Regions from separate parts of the Homo sapiens genome. Here region 1 is linked to region 2. A link is a contact called in ENCODE Hi-C or POLR2A ChIA-PET data. All regions are on one chromosome and are shown on one strand. Each heading gives the region's core, a stretch centred on a gene start or an enhancer-like site at or near the end of the contact. The rest is flanking DNA. Distances are from core to core; before and after follow the strand shown.

What was found. Hi-C counts contacts between places; a loop is a spot of excess contacts on that map. ChIA-PET counts read pairs that join two places held with the same protein, here RNA polymerase II (POLR2A). Pooled maps may share reads with other maps.
Region 1: a loop to region 2 is called in a map of naive thymus-derived CD4-positive, alpha-beta T cell, with 15 times the contacts of the local background. The contact joins the promoter of GMPPA here to the promoter of TTLL4 in region 2. A Hi-C loop is called at or near these places in 1 of 168 maps with a recorded cell type or tissue (naive thymus-derived CD4-positive, alpha-beta T cell), 1 of 37 single-sample maps with no recorded cell type and 12 of 50 pooled maps. POLR2A ChIA-PET finds 5 or more read pairs at or near these places in 1 of 52 experiments (T-cell).

What each region holds. Positions count from the first base shown.
Region 1 is chr2:219,494,702-219,500,203 of GRCh38, reverse strand. It overlaps GMPPA (GDP-mannose pyrophosphorylase A), which reads right to left and starts at 1,313. Exons shown (of 13, transcript NM_013335.4): 1 at 1,266-1,313; 2 at 189-248; 3 at 1-83. The coding sequence starts at 228. It overlaps SPEGNB (SPEG neighbor), which reads right to left and starts at 4,073. Exons shown (of 5, transcript NM_001286811.2): 1 at 3,987-4,073; 2 at 3,722-3,849; 3 at 3,088-3,395; 4 at 2,343-2,484; 5 at 1,917-2,153. The coding sequence starts at 3,849. The coding sequence ends at 2,015. The region is part of intron 1 of ASIC4-AS1 (ASIC4 antisense RNA 1); the gene reads left to right. RefSeq lists enhancers at 1,244-1,433, 1,438-2,255, 2,256-3,073, 3,074-3,891, 3,892-4,709 and 1 more and silencers at 2,264-2,343, 4,588-4,768.
Region 2 is chr2:218,708,216-218,713,552 of GRCh38, reverse strand. It overlaps TTLL4 (tubulin tyrosine ligase like 4), which reads right to left and starts at 2,718. Exons shown (of 20, transcript NM_014640.5): 1 at 2,516-2,718. It overlaps LOC124907983 (a long non-coding RNA gene), which reads left to right and starts at 2,069. Exons shown (of 2, transcript XR_007088089.1): 1 at 2,069-2,333; 2 at 3,467-3,951. RefSeq lists silencers at 2,327-2,376, 2,387-2,436 and enhancers at 2,817-2,916, 5,142-5,191.

The DNA.
Region 1 (5,502 bases), core at 64-2,563, 790 kb before region 2:
AATATGGTGTTGGATCATAGGGACCCCTGCCACAGGAAACAATGGTTTGGGCACCTCAAAAGACAAAGGTCTGAAGCGAGTTCCTGGGAGAGGAGAGAGGAGAACATTTCGGCCTCCTGCCTTCCTCTGCCCCCATCCCGCCTACCACTCCAGCCCAACCTCCTCCCCCCATTCCCCTGGCACCTCACCCTTTTGAGGGCCTCCAATCAGGATCACCGCTTTGAGCATAATGGTGACTGCTACCTAAACTTCAAATTCCAACAGAGAAATCAAGCTCAGATCTCCTACCCCAACCAAGCCCCAAAACCCAAATAGCAACACTTAGCCCTCTCCCAAGATGTAAACCCAAAGCTCAATATAGTCTCTGCCTGGACCCAACACCTCACAAATCCCACACATCTCAAATCCCAGCAGAGAAATCAAGCTCAGATCTCACACCCCAACCAAACCCCAAACCCCAAATAGCAGCACTTAGCCCTCCCCCAAGATGTAAACCCAAAGCTCAATATAGTCCCTGCCTGGACAGAACCTCACAAATCCCACACATCTCAAATCCCAACCCAGATTCCAGTCGGCCTTCAAACCTCACAGTGATTCCTCCCAAATTCTGAAATTCACACCCCACAATTTGATCTCTAAAAGACTTCCCTCTGGCCATGAACAAATTCTGCAAATTCAGAAACCTGGCAGAGACTCCCTTCTCAGACCCAAACCTCAAAATACTGAAGCCTCAAATTCCCAAAGTGTTGCGTCTTCATTCTAGATATTAAGCCCTGAACCCCAATAGTGAACCCTGAATATTGGACAGCAAACCCTGAGTGAGCCTCAGATATTTAACTTAAATCCTGAACGTAATCCCCAAGTACTGAACTAACACTGATCTGAATTTGAAGAACCCCTAATCCCAGCAAAAATCCTCTATATGCTAAACATGAATCCTAAAACTAACCTCTGTATGTTGAACCCCAAATCAAAAGACAGGTTCCCTTGGCATCTCAAACACTGAACCTATTGACCCCCCTCCAGTCCTAATACGGACGACTGGGTCTAAATCTCTGGATTCGGAGGATTGATTGATTGCTGACCCTCTGAACCCCACAACTGACTCTGTCCAATAAACCCTGGCCTCTCATTGCCAGGGATTGTGGGACCAACACAGGGGCGGGCGCACCGAGGGCCAGCCAGGACCTCGGAGCCCGCTCTCCGTCTAGAGGGTGTCCCCTGCCCCTTACCCCTGCCGCCACCCCTCCACCAGCTCCCTTTACCACTAGCTCCCTTCACTCCAGCTCTGCCGCCCGCTACTGCAAGCTCCTTCCGCGCACGTGTCTTCTCGCAAGTCGCGAGAACTCATTCGCAGGGTCTGCCGGGAATTGTAGTCTGACCCTTTACCCGCTTTCTAACTTTATGGGAGAGGAAAGAGGTGCTGAAGTCCAGGGGTGTGACCAAGGGATCGCGGGGCGGGGTTAAATGCGAAGAAGGGTGGGGCCTGAGAAGCCCAGCCTGGAACTTAAGACTGGGACCCGAGCTGTTGGGGAATCGGCCTCGGGGCAGCAGCCGAAGTGAGGAACTGGGTCCCACAGGAAAACGGGACTAAGGACAGCAGGGGTGTGTGGCCAGCCCTGGAAGGGGCGGGGCCAGGGGCAAACAGCCACAAGGGGCTGGGGCTGGAGGCGCTCAAAAGCGGAGAAGGCGGAGTCCCAGGCCCAGCCGGCGGTACCGCTGGGAAGTGAGGGCGCCTTGGACGGCGAGGGCAACTCTTATCAGTTTGACTGTCTGAAATGCAGCACGGCGCTAGGCGCTCTCCAGACCTCCCTGTGACTCCAACAGGCTGTGACCTTGGCGTGGGGGTCTGGAATACGTGTGGGCGCTGGTGCGGGGGAGAGGGAATGGCGACGCGGAAGAGCAGGACAGACGCGGAGGGTCAGAGAGCAGCTTTATTAAGCAAGCTGGTGGAGGGCTGTGGGTCCCACCACCCCCGGGCTCGGCGCCAGGGCGGAAGGTCCGGGGGTGCCGTTCAGGCCACGTCGACGCGAGCGAAGCTCTGGTCCATGCCCAGGCTGTTCTCCACGTACACCTCGTACTTGCCGCTGTCCTGAGGCGTGGCCCGGCGAATGGTCAGCGTCGTGGTGGTGCTGCCGATCTCGAAGAACACCCTGCGGAAGGGCGGCGGGGAGGAGGGCGGAGCCGTGGTCAGTACACGGGCGCACTGGGCGGGGCTCCTTAGCCAGCTCTGTTCCTCGCTGCCCAGTCCCCGCCCCCGTCACTCCAGCCAGATTTCTGGGCTCAGTCCCACCCAGGTTCCAGCCCCAGGCCCTGGCCGTGCCGCAGGTCCCGGCCCTCGCCTGTCATCCTCCTCGATGTCCTCCCCGTCCTTGGTCCAGCCTACGTCGGGCGCAGGCTCTCCCAGGATCTCCGCAGTCAGCGTCACGGTGGTGCCTTTGCGCGCCTTAGTGTTGTCGGGTCCCTTTTGAATCTTCGTCGGGACTAGCGGAAGGAAAGGGGAGCGAAACCCCGTGAAGGACCCGGAGATGAGGCAGGGCATCACCTCACCGGCTAATACCCGGCACTAAATACAGATGCATTTAAACTCGCAGTGTGACGTTGAGCAAATCATTAGCCTCTCTGGTTTCATCTCCTTGGCTGTTAAAGGGACTTATCCCTGCCTCTCCTACTTCTCGGGGTCGAATAGAGGATCAAGAGAGATAAGGCGGGCGAAAGCCCCTGAATGTTCACACATCTCGCGGTGCCTCAGAGACCGCTCCGGGTAGTGGAAATTGCCAGAGTTGGGAGCCAGAAGACCCGGGTCCAACCCTGGCTCTGCCTCTGGCTTGCTGTGTGACCTTGGGGACCCGGAGCCGCGTGATGGAAGTCCACAGCTGACTGCTCAGCCCGGGTGGAGCTGGATCCCGAGGTAGGGAAGGACGCACTTGGCTGGCGCGGCGATGCGCCCCAGGCCGTGCCCAGAGCTGGGCTGGCGGGGACCCTGTAGCTAGGCCCAGAGGTAAACACGCGCAGCTGGACCGGGCTGCGGGCTCTGGCTGAGTGGTGCTGGTCTGCGCCCTGGCGCTGCGCCCGGGGCGCGCGTACCTTCCACGAGGATGCGCGCCGAGTCGGAGCACTGGCCGAAGGGGTTGGTGACGTTGATGCTGTACTGGCCCAGGTCTGCCAGCTCGCCGTCGCGCACCACCAGTGCCACCACGTCAGGGTCCTCGAAGACGTAGCGGTACTTGGGACCGTCACGTAGCTCCTTGCCGTCCTTACTCCAGCGGATGAATGGGTCCGGGAAAGCCGAAATGCGGCAAGTGAGCTTGGCCGCGCTGCCTTCGATCAGCACCACGTCCTTCAGCGGCTCCAGCACCCGCGGCGGCCCCTTCTCGCGCAGCTCCTTCCGGGACCTACCCGCGGGCCGAGTCAGGGCCCAGAGTTCCTAAGACAGGCCCGGCCACAGCCCTTACCGCGAGCGCACCATCTCCTACCTGCCCCCTGGACCGGCCAGACCCCTAAACGTGTGGCTTGGTAGGGAAGAGGACTGCTCCTGAACTGCTGCCCTGATAGGATGATGCATTCCTCCCGGCCACTCCCCCATACCTCAGTAACGACCCTCCCCTGAGACCACTCATTCTAAAGGCTCCTGACGCTGCTCAGCGCTTACTCAAACCCTACTCAAGAGTGCGCTCTCTGCAGCTCCCTTCCTCCACAGGGCTCCGGGGTTCCCTCTCACCTGTGGCCCCGGTAAGAGGCCTGGATACGAATGGCCGCACTCTGGACCTGTGGGTCATTGATGTCCAGGGTACATCCAGGAGCTGGGGCCACAGCCACTGGCTTTTTGGCAGGAGCTGCTTTAGACATCTGGGGAGTGGGCGACAAATATGGGGGTCCAGGTTGAGACAGAGGCTCCCACCTTCAGCCCTTTTCCTCCCTGGTCAGAACATTCAGGGAGATGGAGGAATGGGGGTGTCTGCGGCTTCTCTGAGGATCAGACTCACCGTGGAGGGGTTGACCTAGGGACTTGAGTCGACTGGCTGGATTGCAGGCAGCACAGAGCCCTTCTGGATGGCACAGTAGGGGTGCAGGCAGGTGCTCAGCCCTGGGCCCGGTTTTATACATCGCTCCCCTCCTTGCCTTGTTTGGCGTGGTTGCCCCAAGCCCCCCGGGGCCCCATCCGCCTCCCTCTGACTCAGGCAGGCTCTTTATTTAGCCTGTGGATGCCTGGGATGCTGGCTCAGCCGCTGGGCTAGGCCCGTGGGGAGAAACCCGAGCAGCTCTGAGGTGCACCTTGCGTCAGCACCTGGACAGCTGGACAGCTGGATGCTGCCCTGTCCCCTCCCAGGGCAGGGGGTATCCATCCCACTCCCAGGAGGACCAGATTCAGCCCCTAGCTGACAAGAGATCCAGCTTCCTGCTGGGGCAGCTTTTCAATCAGGTTGGGCTCTGGATAGTCAGACAACACACCCTGTTGGTTAAGGGGTTTGAGTGTTTCTGGGGTTTCCCTGAATACAGCCAGAGTAGCATCGGACTTGGTCCTCAGGGCCCCTACAGCTAACGGCAACAGGGCCACGTGGCTGTCAAGACCAATCCAGAAGCTCCTTACTCTTCCCCTACCCCCAACCCCAGGAGTCCAGGGTTGTCACTTCCACACTGTGCCCCCTGGCGGTAAACTGAGATAAACCGGGAGGGGACGGGAAAGATTTTTGAGAATAGCAGCCCCTCCATGCCTTCCCCATCCCCACTCACTCCCCTCGATGTCACATGGTGGGGGCTGTTTAGACTGCACTGTCCTTGGAGATTAGCACCACTACTGGCCCCAACCCTAGGTCTGCCCAATTCCTTTTTGGGGGCATAAATTGGTGCATAGGGGCATCAGACCACCTGGGGTGAAGGGGTTCAGTTAACCCCTCTGGGGATTGCCTGGAGGCCAGTCTGCCCAGGCCGGGCACCGGGCAGAAGCATTGCTTCCATTCATTGGAACTACCCGCCCTAGTGTGGGGGCACTGTCACGTTTTGATCAGAGCAATTTTGACATAGCTCTGCTGACATAAATTACCTTTGCTCCTCCGGGTTTGGAACAAGCAGTTCACATGCCATTTCCAATGGAGATGGGAAGGGAGCTCAAGATCAGAGCGGGGACGGGAGAGGAATTTTACCATTTATCAAGATATGAGTTCAGGCACCTCATTTTTATACAAAACACTTGCAGTGTGTAGGGGATTGGAGATTCTTACAGGCAAACTGTATATCTTCATCGCTAAAATGACAGGTAGGCAAGGTGTCGTTCTGGTCCCTTCCAGCTGGCTTTAACATCCTGTTATTTTATGATGATGGGGCTTGCCTCTTCCCTGGGGTCCTGAGAAGCTAGAGAGGCTGGGCTGGGCTGGGCAAAAGGGTTGTCTGGGCTGGAGCCAAGGGGCCCTCAACCTCCATCAGCAACACAGCAGTGACAACTCTGTCTACCCTGGTCAGAGGCTTTGTTCCTTTTACTTTGCCAAGAACAGAATTTTGAAG
Region 2 (5,337 bases), core at 1,469-3,968:
ATCCCAGCACTTTGGGAAGCTGAGGCAGGAGGATCACTTGGGCCCAGGAATTTGAGACCAGCCTGGGCAACATAGAGAGACCCCCATCACTACTAAAAATTTTAAAAAATTAGCCAGATGGGTGGCGCATGCCTGTAGTCTCAGCTACTCAGGAGGGTGAGACAGGAGGATGGCTTGAACCCAGGAGTTGGAGTTTACAGTGAGCTATGATCACACCATGGCACTCCAGCCTGGATAACCTCCTGGGCTCAATACATCCTCCCACCTCAGCCTACAAATAGCTGGGACTATAAGAGCACGCTACCATGCTTGGCTAATTTTTACATATTTTTTTTTGTAGAGAAGAGGTTTCGCCATGTTGCCCAGGCTGGTCTCGAATTCCTGGGTCTCAAGCGATCAGCCTGCCTCAGGCTCCCAAAGTGTTGGATTTACAGGTGTGAGCCACAACACCCAGTCTTAAAATAGGTATTAACTATCTTACTGAGTAACACACACCTGAACTAAAAGAAATCTCTTTAAAAATTTTACGCAAGTTTTATCCAAATAACTTAAAAATTCCATTGTCCCAAAAGACATTCCCGTTACATTTAACTGTTGTGTTCTTTTCAGAATATCTTAACAAAGAATACAGTTTACACGAATGGGATTGTGTATTGGCAAGCCTTCTGGGTTGGGAGGTAACTTAAATCACTAAAGGAGGTGTTCCTGAAAATAAATATTTCCAAAGTAGTCCTTATTTGTATCTGAGGACATTTTTACACTCAGGCCAATACACCATATTAAAATTTGGGAAGTGTGAGGGATTTGCCACACACAGCCTCCTACCCTTTTTTTGTAAGGGAAGTTTTAGAAAAAGAGTTCATTGGGGCCGGGCGCGGTGGCTCACACCTGTAATCCCAACATTTTGGGAGGCCGAGGCGGGTGAATCACGAGGTCAGGAGTTTGAGACCAGCCTGGCCAAGATGGTGAAACCCCGTCTCTACTAAAAAATACAAAAAATTAACCGAGCGTGGCAGCATGCGCCTCTAATCCCAGCTACTCCGGAGAATGAGGTAGGAGAATCGCTTGAACCCAGGAGGTGGAAGTTGCAGTGAGCCAAGATCGTGCCATTGCACTCCAGCCTGGGTGACGGAGCAAGACTCTGTCTCAAAAAAAAAAAAAAAAGTTCACTGGGAAGCTGAGGATCTGGAAATGTATTCATGTTAAGCTAGACGTGCAAGTGTATCCCTTGGAAGTCTACAACCCTGATTACTCCAGCTTGAAAACCACTGCTCCAGGGATATAGTTCTAACTCAGCAAAACATCCAAGGCCCTTTGTGATCTAACCCCTATTAACTTCACTCTTTCTATTTGTTACTGGATGGCTCCCTCCAAATCTAGCCCAGGTCTGTCAAACTGTTTCCAGTTCTCTTTTCAGGACTTGCTGTCCCTTTCCTAAAGCCACTGTGTATCTGGAATGTCCTCCCACCTCTCTATTCGCAGAAAACACTTGATAATTTTTCAAGGATTGATTCAGTCCAATATAAGTAGCTGCTAACTTTCTGAGCACAAAGTGGGTGGTTTAAATGCAAACAGTGTCTCAGTATTCAGTGCAAGAAACAGAAGGATGGGATGGAACACTGTCCCAAAGGGTCCCCCAAATGCTAAATCAACAGGTGCTGCAGTTAAAGAATAGGTGATTTGTAGTATCTGAGAAAGCAAAGAAGATTTCATCAAGGAAGGATTAAAATATTTCCGAGATCCAGAATGGGAATGTGAAGACCAGGAGGAATGGCAATAATGTCGTTTTCTAAGTAAGTCCGGATTAAGTATTTCCTGTTCTATCACAGCACACACCACAGTATGGCAAATGCTCGTTTACTTGATTAATAATCTCCTAGACTGTAAATTCCGTGAAAACATGCTTGTCCTATTAGCCACTCTATCCCCTCAATCCCTCCCATTGTACCCAGGCTCATTAAATATTTGTCAATGTTTACTAAAAATTGTTTAGTGAATGATTAAATAAAGGAATTGATGAATGAAGAATTAAATTCCACAGGATCTCAGATCCTGTTTGAATCTGTGGAGTTTAGGAACGTATTCTTCTACAGATACTGAGGATGGAGAAGTGAAAAAGCAGATATCCATGTTAAATTCGGCCCTGGAGCCTGCGAGGAGCTTGGGCTCACACCCAGAGGGAATTTAAACCTCAGCGCGGCAGGACAGAGGAAGCTCGGAGGCCATAACTAGGGGATGAGGCAGTGTTCGGGCACCCGGAGGCGAGGCCGACTAAGTTCGCGGGGCGTGGCGGAGAGGAGAAGGGCTCCGAGGAGGCGCGAAGTCCCGGCCGGGTAGGAGGCCGCGGCTCCCTGGCCTCCCGGGGGATGAGAGGTGGCGGGAGGAAGCGGGGCTAGGGTGAGAGTGGCCGGAGGGCTGGGGACCCGCGCGAAAGGACTCAGGTAGAGGGAGGTCGGGAGCGTGGGACCGGCGGAGTGTCTGGGGTCGGCTCCCCTGGCTCCGCAGCCGCACTCACCTAGGGGATCCAGCTTCGCCCCGGCTCGGCACCGGCTCCACGCTACTTCCTCCCTCGGCCTGCTGGGCTACCCGGCAGCCTCAGGCGCCCCTAGCAACCACGCACCGCCACGCGTGACAAGCGCACTCGGCCGCCAGCGCCGCTGCCGCCTGCCACACACCGCGCGCGCCCCCAGCGGACAGACCGAGAGTCTGGAAGAAGAGGGCGGGAGGCAAGCGCGGGGAATCTCGGGGGTTCTGGGGCCTGTAGGGGCGGGTCGTCACCTGACTCGCGCACGCGCAGTCCCTTCAGTGCGGTGGGATCCGGCGAGCGGAATTCTGGGAGATGTAGTCCCGTGGTTAAAGCTCTGAAAGGCTCCATTCGGAGCATCCAGGACTCTCTCTTTCTACTCTAATTCCACCTACTCCCTATGGACTGTTTTCTTTTTTAGAGACAGAATCTCGCTCTGTCGCCCAGGCTGGAGTGCAGCGACGTGATCATAGCTCACTGCGAACTTGAACTCCTGCTCAAGCGATCCGCCCGCCCCCAGCCTTCCGAGTAGCTGGGACTACAGGCACGCCACCATGCTGGGCTATTTTTAAATTTTTTTTCTCAGGACAGGGTCTCACTATGTTACCCAGACTGGTCTTAAACTCTTGGCCTCAAGTGATCCTCCTGCATCAGCCTCCTGGTCGCTGGGATTACAACGGGAGCCCCCACGCCTGGCCTGGACTCTTTGGCCTTGCCTCAATTGAAAATCAAAGGGCCCAGGCTCAGTTGAAGGATTTCTAGAAAAAGCCTTTGAGTTTGACCGCAGGAAAGGGGAGATTGCCCGATTCACTCTGCCTCCCTCTAACCCATCCTTCCCTAACCCCAACCCACCCAGCGGGGCAAAATTAAAACCACCTGCCTGCTTTATGGGCTTCAAGTGTGAACGTTAGGAAATACTGACTCAATTCCTTATCTCGTTAGCTCCCCAGGCAAGCCAGATCGCGCTCCTGCCTCAGATGTCCGTAGACCTGAGAGATTTGGAGATCTAAGAAAGCTGGAAGATGAAAGGATCTTTCCTAGGCAATTGGCTACAGAAATAAAGGGGACAAAGATAAAACTAATCTGATGAAAACAGTCTGGACCAGAGGAAGGATCTCAATAAATAACTTATTTAGTCAACAGTCGTTGATGGATGCTAAAAGTATTAGATAATTTATGGGAGAATTTTACACTGAAGGATGTACACTGAAGATAACCTACATGTACTAATCAATCTTAGATCACGAAACATGGGACAGCTGAGCATTGTTTCTTGATGTGATGCAATTGAACAGAAATATTTATGAAGTATAGCGTATTTTTGTAAAAAAAAAAGTTGAGTGACTCTAATCAAGTTTTGGCTGTAATTTCCAGTTAACAAGAAATAAAGAGAAACAACTGTATAACACTACAAGAAAGCAATCAAACAAATCCAGAATGTGAGCCAATGTACAGAATAAATGACCTCTTCTTCCTTCAACAATTTTAGGGTATAAAAATGAGGAGAGATGTTTTAGATTATAAGAGATTTAAGAAATATATTCAAATGTTGGCCAGGTACAGTGGCTCACACTTGTAATCCCAACACTCTGAGGATCACTTGAGGTCAGGAGTTCAAGACCAGCCTGGGCAACATGGTGAAACCCCGTCTCCAACAAAAAATACAAAAATTAGCCAGGCATGGTGGTGCACACCTGTAGCCCCCAGCTACTCAGGAGGCTGAGACAGGAGAATCGCTTGAACCCAGGAGACAGAAGTTGCAGTGAGCCAAGATTGTGCCACTGCATTCCACCCTGGGCAACAGAGCAAGACTCCCTCTTGAGAAAAAAAAAAGAAATATATTCAAATGCAATGAGTGCAGCTTGTTTGGATCCTGATTCAAACAAACTGTAAAATGACATTTTTGAGACTGAGAAATAAAAATTTTAAGTACCACCCCAACCAACTTAATGGACCCCATCGTGGCTAAGGGGACACTAGAGCAACCTTAAAAACTGAGTTCCCGGCCGGGCGCAGTGGCTTACGCCTGTAATCCCAGCACTTTGAGAGGCCAAGGCGGGCGGATCACGAGGTCAGGAGATCGAGACCATCCTGGCTAACACGGTGAAACCCCACCTGTACTAAAAATACAAAAAATTAGCTAGGCGTGGTGACGGGCGCCTGTAGTCCCAGCTACTAGGGAGGCTGAGGCAGGAGAATGGCGTGAACCCGGGAGGCAGAGCTTGCAGTGAGCCAAGATCGCACCACTGCACTCCAGCCTGGGCAACAAAGCAAGACTCTTTGAAAAAAAAAAAAAAGAAAGAAAAAAAAAACTGAATTCCTGGCTATGATGAGATGGGAAGTCCAACACACCTCAATATGCCCCTTCCTTATTAACCTTTAAACAGAATTCTTTCCTAAGGAGTAAGCAGAAACCAGCTCTAGAAATCAAGAAAGGGATGATTAATCCTTCATTGGTTTTAGAGGCCAGAACCAGACTCCCTACTCTTTGCACTTTCCTTTTCTTTTCTTTTCTTTTTTTTTTTTTTTTTTTTTGAGAAGGGATCTCACTATGTCACATAGGCTGGAGTGCAGTGGCATGAACACAGCTCACTGCAGCCTCAAACTCCTGGGCTGAAGCAGTCCTCCACTTGAGCCTCCCAAGTAGCTGAGACCACAGGCACAAACCACCACACCTGGCTAATTTCTAAATTTTTTGTAGAGACAAGGTCTTGCTATGTTGCCCAGACTGACTTCGCAGTTTCAAAATGACAGTTCATCAGTTTCACTATGCATCTCTTCCTAAAACTGACCATCATCTCCAGATGGGTTTT